2 separate regions of the Homo sapiens genome follow, and region 1 is linked to region 2. The links are chromatin contacts, found by Hi-C in ENCODE. All regions are on one chromosome and are shown on one strand. The core of a region is the stretch at or near the end of the contact, and the rest is flanking DNA. Distances in the headings are between cores, read along the strand shown. Region 1 has its middle 17 kb from the start of LBR. Region 2 holds the start of CNIH4 (cornichon family member 4).

Region 1 (2,700 bases), core at 89-2,588, 1.1 Mb after region 2:
ACTATGAGAGCAAGTCTTTTCATCTGTGACCTCGATGTCCCCCTTGGTGCCATGGGCTGTGCCCATGTGCGCTAAATACACATGATCAGCCTATTGCTGTTTGGCCAGCTGTCTTTTTTTTTTTTTTTTTTTTTTTTTTTTTTGAGATGGAGTTTCGCTCTTTTTGGCCAGGTTGGAGTGCCATGGTGCAATCTCAGCTTACTGCAACCTCCACCTCCTGGGTTCAAATGATTCTCCTGCCTCAGCCTCCCAAGTAGCTGGGATTACAGGCATGCACCACCATGCCAAGCTAATTCTGTATTTTTAGTAGAGATAGGGTTTCACCATGTTGGCCAGTCTGGTCTCGAACTCCTGACCTCAGGTGATCCGCCTACCTCTGCTCCCGAAGTGCTGGGATTACAGATGTGAGCCACCATGCCCAGCCACCCAGCTGTCCTTTTAGGACACTTTCTGTACTCTCTGTAATAACAGAAGTCCCACACCAGGGCTGACTTTATAGAACCCTAGTTCCAAACTCTCTTAGTTCTGTCAGGAAAGCATTTGCATTTTTTTTTCTCCCCCGAGACAGGGTCTTGCTCTGTCACCCATGCTGGAGTGCAGTGGTGTGATAGCTCACTGCAGCCTCAAACTCCCCCAGCTCAAGCAATCCTCCCACCTCAGCCTCCCAAGTAGCTGAGACTACAGGCATAAGCCACCACACCTAGCCAGAAAAACTCTTTCTTTCTTTCTTTCTTTTTTTTTGAGATGGAGTCTTGCTCTGTCACCCAGGCTGGAGTGCAGTGGCTCGATCTTGGCTCACTGCAATCTCTGCCTCTCAGGTTCAAGCAATTCTCCTGCCTCAGCCTCCCAAGTAGCTGGGATTACAGGCATGCGCCATCACGCCCAACTAATTTTTGTATTTTTAGTAGAGATGGGGTTTCACCATGTTGGCCAGGCTGGCCTCGAACTCCTGACCTCAGGTGATCTACCAGCCTTGGCCTCCCAAAGTGCTGGGATTACAGGCGTGAGCCACCGCACCCGTGCCAGAAAAGCTTTTTTCTTAATAGCTCCCCTGGGAACCTCAGTTCTACCACCGAAGGTATACAATCACTCCAACAGATAACAAATCGACATTGTCGTGCATAAATGTAGAGCTGATCCGTATTTCATGTCAAAGGCCTGGACTGTGTGAAATTGGCTGGTATTTGTTCCAGAAGCACTTGTTCATGTTGAAGATGGGGCAGTTCTGAGTGGGTTAGCAGGCTGACGAGCTTGGCTCAGAAGCCGCTCACTATTGTTTGGGCTTTGCTTTTGACTTCACATCCTGAAATAAATGGTCGTTGCAGACCAGGCACGTGAGCAGGAAGTGGGCAGGGCTTAAAACACAGAGAAGTCATAACCTCTGCGGTTTGGTTCATGTTGTAATATGAAAACCAGGAAGCTTATCTTGCAGGAGGCTGATGTGTAAAAGTTCAGAATGGAGTGGAGCCCTCCCTCTTGGCACCCTATGCGCGGAGTCACCCTTTGTCTGCCACAGGAAGCACCCAGGTCCTGGCAGCTAGAAAACTGTAACAACTTGGAAACATTTCCCAAAATGTCATCATGGCATCAAAATGAGACAATCAATTTCTTGCAAAATTGTTTGCAAGAATACAATTTGATCAAAAGTAGAGTTAGACTTTTTTTTTTTTAAGACAGTTTCGATCTTGTTACCTAGGCTAGAGTGCAATGGTGATCTCTGCTTACTGCAACCTCTGCCTGCCAGGTTCAAGCGATTCTCTGCCTCAGCCTCCTGAATAGCTGGGACTACAGGTGTGCGCCACCATGCCCAGCTAATTTTTGTATTTTTAGTAGAGACGGGGTTTCACCATGTTGGCCAGGCTGGTCTGAAACTCCTGACCTCAGATGACCTGCCTGCCTCGGCCTCCCAAAGTGCTGGATTGTAAGCGTGAGCCACTACGCCCAGCCGAGTTAGACTTTCTCTAAGAACAGCCCCTCTGTGTGTTTTAACTTAAGTGAGAAACAACATGGGTGAGTCAGTGGTTGAAGGCAAGAGAGACACGGGAGAGACACTGATGCCCTGTCCATCCCTTCTCTGGGCCTCAGGGCATTCCAGCAGGTAGAGAACTCCACCCTCCTGCCTGCCTATCAGTCTGCTTGGTCTTGAAAGTCTGCTGCACAGAGTGGGTAGTGGCCATCTGAATCAGTGCTAACACAAAAGCTAGACAGCAATGCTTACAGGCTAGCCAGGAAAATGTTTTTACCAGAAAATTGCTTGAGAAGAGAACACAGAGTTTCAGTAGGGACATGACGATTGAGGATGGAAATGCTTGGTGAAGCAGAACATCCTGGCGTAGCCACAAGAAAACACAATAACCTTAAGGCAGTCACTCGAAGGCATCCTGGAGCCCCAGGCAGGGAGCATTTCACTTCACCAAGGCGTCTGGGGCCATCAAGTGGGAGAAAAAACTGAAGCCTAAAGCTCCTGCTACTGCTCTCTGAGCTCCCAGATCCCTGTACCTGACACCTGCCACACCTGGCTCGGCAGGTAACTAAGACTGGAAGAACCAGATGAGGAGTGGCTCTGCCACACTTATTTGAGAAAATGTCTGAGTAGTATCTGTCCAGCTAGGTCTTCCTGAGTTTCCCATGGCTCTTAAAGATTAGACATCATTAACTGAGTTTCCCAGCAGCACACCTGCCTGAGGTAGATTACAGTGT
Region 2 (2,856 bases), core at 185-2,684:
ACTTCAGTGAGGGATTCCCTAAAACGAGTGATACCAAGCCACTTACTGCAAGTAATGGATAGTTACATGAATGTAAGAATAGATTTGGACTGAAAAATATAAAAATCACTGGAGAGGCTGCATCTGTCTCTTCATCTTATCACATAGGCATTTTATCATCATACATCATCTCAAAAAGAAGGGTCAGTACAATAAGATATTTTGAGACAGAAAGACCACATTTACATAACTTTTATTACAGTATAATTGTTCTATCTTATTATTACTTGTTAATCTCCTACTGTGCCTGATCTATAAATTAAGCTTTATCATAGGTATGTATATATAGGAAAAAACATAGTACACATAAGGTTTGGTACTATCCATCGTGTCAGGCATCCACTTGGGGGTCTTGGAAAGTAGCCCCTGCAAATACAACTGTATTTGTTAAATGAATGAATGGATGAGTAAGACATCGTATTCACTTCTTAAAGATCTTAAAATCTAGAGAGGAGAGAAACATTGCTGTAGGAGAGGATAAACAAAGGACTGTGAAATCTCTGGAGAAATTGAAATCAGGAAGGGAAGGGCAAATCGCAAAAGTCAAGCCAGGAGCATTAAGTTAGATTTGTGCTTTGAGATGAAAACCCCTTACAAATCCTAAGTCAGGGAATGCAATGGTTCTAGAGCCAACTCTAAAGAAAATTTCACACATGGGAAATACATCCTACTGGATATCCGGATTAAAAGCGTTCAGTAGAGACTGGTGCAGTGGCTCAGGCCTGTAATTCCAGCACTGTGGGAGACTGAGGCAGGCAGATCGCTTGAGCCGAGGAATTCGAGACCAGCCTGGGCAACATGGCAAAAACCCCATCTCTATTAAAAATACAAAAAATTAGCCAGGCGTGGTGGTACATTCCTGTAATCCCAGGTACTCAGGAGGCGGAGGTGGGAGGATCACCTGAGGCCAGGAGGTAGAGGCTGCAGTGAGCTGTGACCATGCCACTGCACTCCAGCCTGGGCGACAGAGTGAGACCCTGTCTCAAAAAATAAAATAAAATGAGAAATAATAAAATAAAATTAGCTGGGCATGTCGGGAGGCTGAGGTGGAAGGATTGCTTGAGCCCAGGAATTCGAGGTCATAGTGAGCTCTATCACGCCACTGCACTCCAGCCTGGACGACAGAGCAAGACCCCAGCTCTTTAAAAGAAAAGCGTTGAGTAAATACTTGTTGATTAATTCCATTTCTGGAAATAATCGGATTTATGAAAGAGGCCCTGCCCACCTCTTTGATATGGACTTGTACTAATGAACTACAATTCCCAGCATGCGTCAGAATTAGGGCCGTAGAGTTTTTTAAAATATGGACTACAACTCCCGGCATGCCACACCAGGATTCGAGGACCACACGCCTCAGCCAGCCCCGGCAAGGGCCTATCAGGGGTGGGTCGGGGCATCCGAGCGGGTTTGACGGAAGGAGCGGCGGCGACGGAGGAGGAGGATGGAGGCGGTGGTGTTCGTCTTCTCTCTCCTCGATTGTTGCGCGCTCATCTTCCTCTCGGTCTACTTCGTATCCTTGCCTGAGGCAGGCGAACGCCTTGCCGGGGGACACGGCTGAGGGTGGGCCAGTTGGGCACCCGGGCAGGTGTGTGGGACTAGGGAGGCGCCCGGCGGCGGGCGTGGGCTCCCTGGGAGCTGGCCTGGCCGGGGCGGTGGCGCGGGCCCCGGAGCGGGTAGGAGAGGCTGGCTGCCCTACCCGACGGGCCCTGCTGCCCTGCACGCACTTGCCCTGCCTGGGTTGCCGGCCGCCCCTCACTCGGGTCCGAGTGGGCCTCTCCGGGCGCGCCCCGTCTCGGCCTGCCCGCCTGCTCTCCGCTCGTCCCCGCGGCGCCCGGACCAGCCCTGCCTGAGCCACGGCCGCCCTCGGGAGAGAAGCGTCGCTGTTTTTCTGGGAGAGGCCCTGCGCCGTGCTCTTCGTCGGATATTGGGGGTCCCAAGGGCGGTCGCTTGCGACAGTCGGGTGCCGGGATAAGTGCGGGCCATTTGCCTCCTCCTGTTCCCCACGCAACACCCCCGGCACCCGCCCCTTTGTTCTGGCGGGTGTTAGTACTTGCAGGGACCTTTCACATCCAGGAGTTGACTCATTCGCCAAAGGAGCGAAGTTGCTTCCTTCACTGTGCCGTTTTGTAGTGAGTGTTGGAAAGGAGTTGTTTTAACAACTGTCTACAAAGTGATTATTTTGGTTGTCCCCGGTGGTTGCAGATCTGTAAATTCAATAACTACATCTGCTGTAGTTCCCAATCGTTTCTCAGCTTTTAAATTTTTCTATCGATCCATGTTAAAACTTAAGTTGCAGTATTCAAACTGTTTTCCAGAGCAATAAATGGTGGTTGAATTTAGCACTGCAGTAGCCATGTCGGCTACAACTCTTCCCATCTCTTGACAAAGCATCTAGGCTTAGTTGTTGCCCAATGTTGTATTGCACCATCCAGGTTTAAGTAATTAAATATAAGAAAAAACGTATGAGGAACTCCGCATTTCAGCTTCCTTTCTTGGAAATCACATGTACCTGTTTCTGATCGGATTAAACCATTTGTTTGCTAGAGCATGCGGGCTTTAGGATAGTCGTACAGAGTATATGTTCAGTGCAGCTTCATTTTTCATTGTGGACTGGCATCCTGTTGTAGTGGAAAGGGACAAAATTTGGAATCAGATTTCCTGGTCAGCTAGCTCTTTGCTTGCACATTATTTCCCTAAGCCTCAGTTTTCTGATCTTTAAAATAGGAAATGTTTATTTCCTAGATATGCACAATGAGAATGGTGCTGAGCACCCTAGCACAGTGCCTGCCCCATAGCTAATGTTCAGTAAATATTGCT

Evidence for each region. A loop is a pair of places that touch in the nucleus more often than their neighbours do. Pooled maps may share reads with other maps.
Region 1: a pooled map shows a loop between it and region 2 (6-fold over the local background). The contact joins the enhancer-like site here to the promoter of CNIH4 in region 2. A Hi-C loop is called at or near these places in 2 of 50 pooled maps.

The regions. Positions count from the first base shown.
Region 1 is chr1:225,443,698-225,446,397 of GRCh38, forward strand. No RefSeq gene overlaps it. Among named protein-coding and RNA genes, the nearest start is that of LBR, 17 kb to the left of the region's middle. RefSeq lists enhancers at 939-1,008, 1,509-1,558, 2,454-2,700 and a cis regulatory region at 1,113-1,652. Within about 2 kb of position 1,339, at least 31 of the 41 ENCODE cell types and tissues checked have a DNase peak (open chromatin) inside an H3K27ac peak, as active enhancers do.
Region 2 is chr1:224,355,445-224,358,300 of GRCh38, forward strand. It overlaps CNIH4 (cornichon family member 4), which reads left to right and starts at 1,435. Exons shown (of 5, transcript NM_014184.4): 1 at 1,435-1,549. The coding sequence starts at 1,481. RefSeq lists enhancers at 1,088-1,227, 1,785-2,285 and a silencer at 1,508-1,877.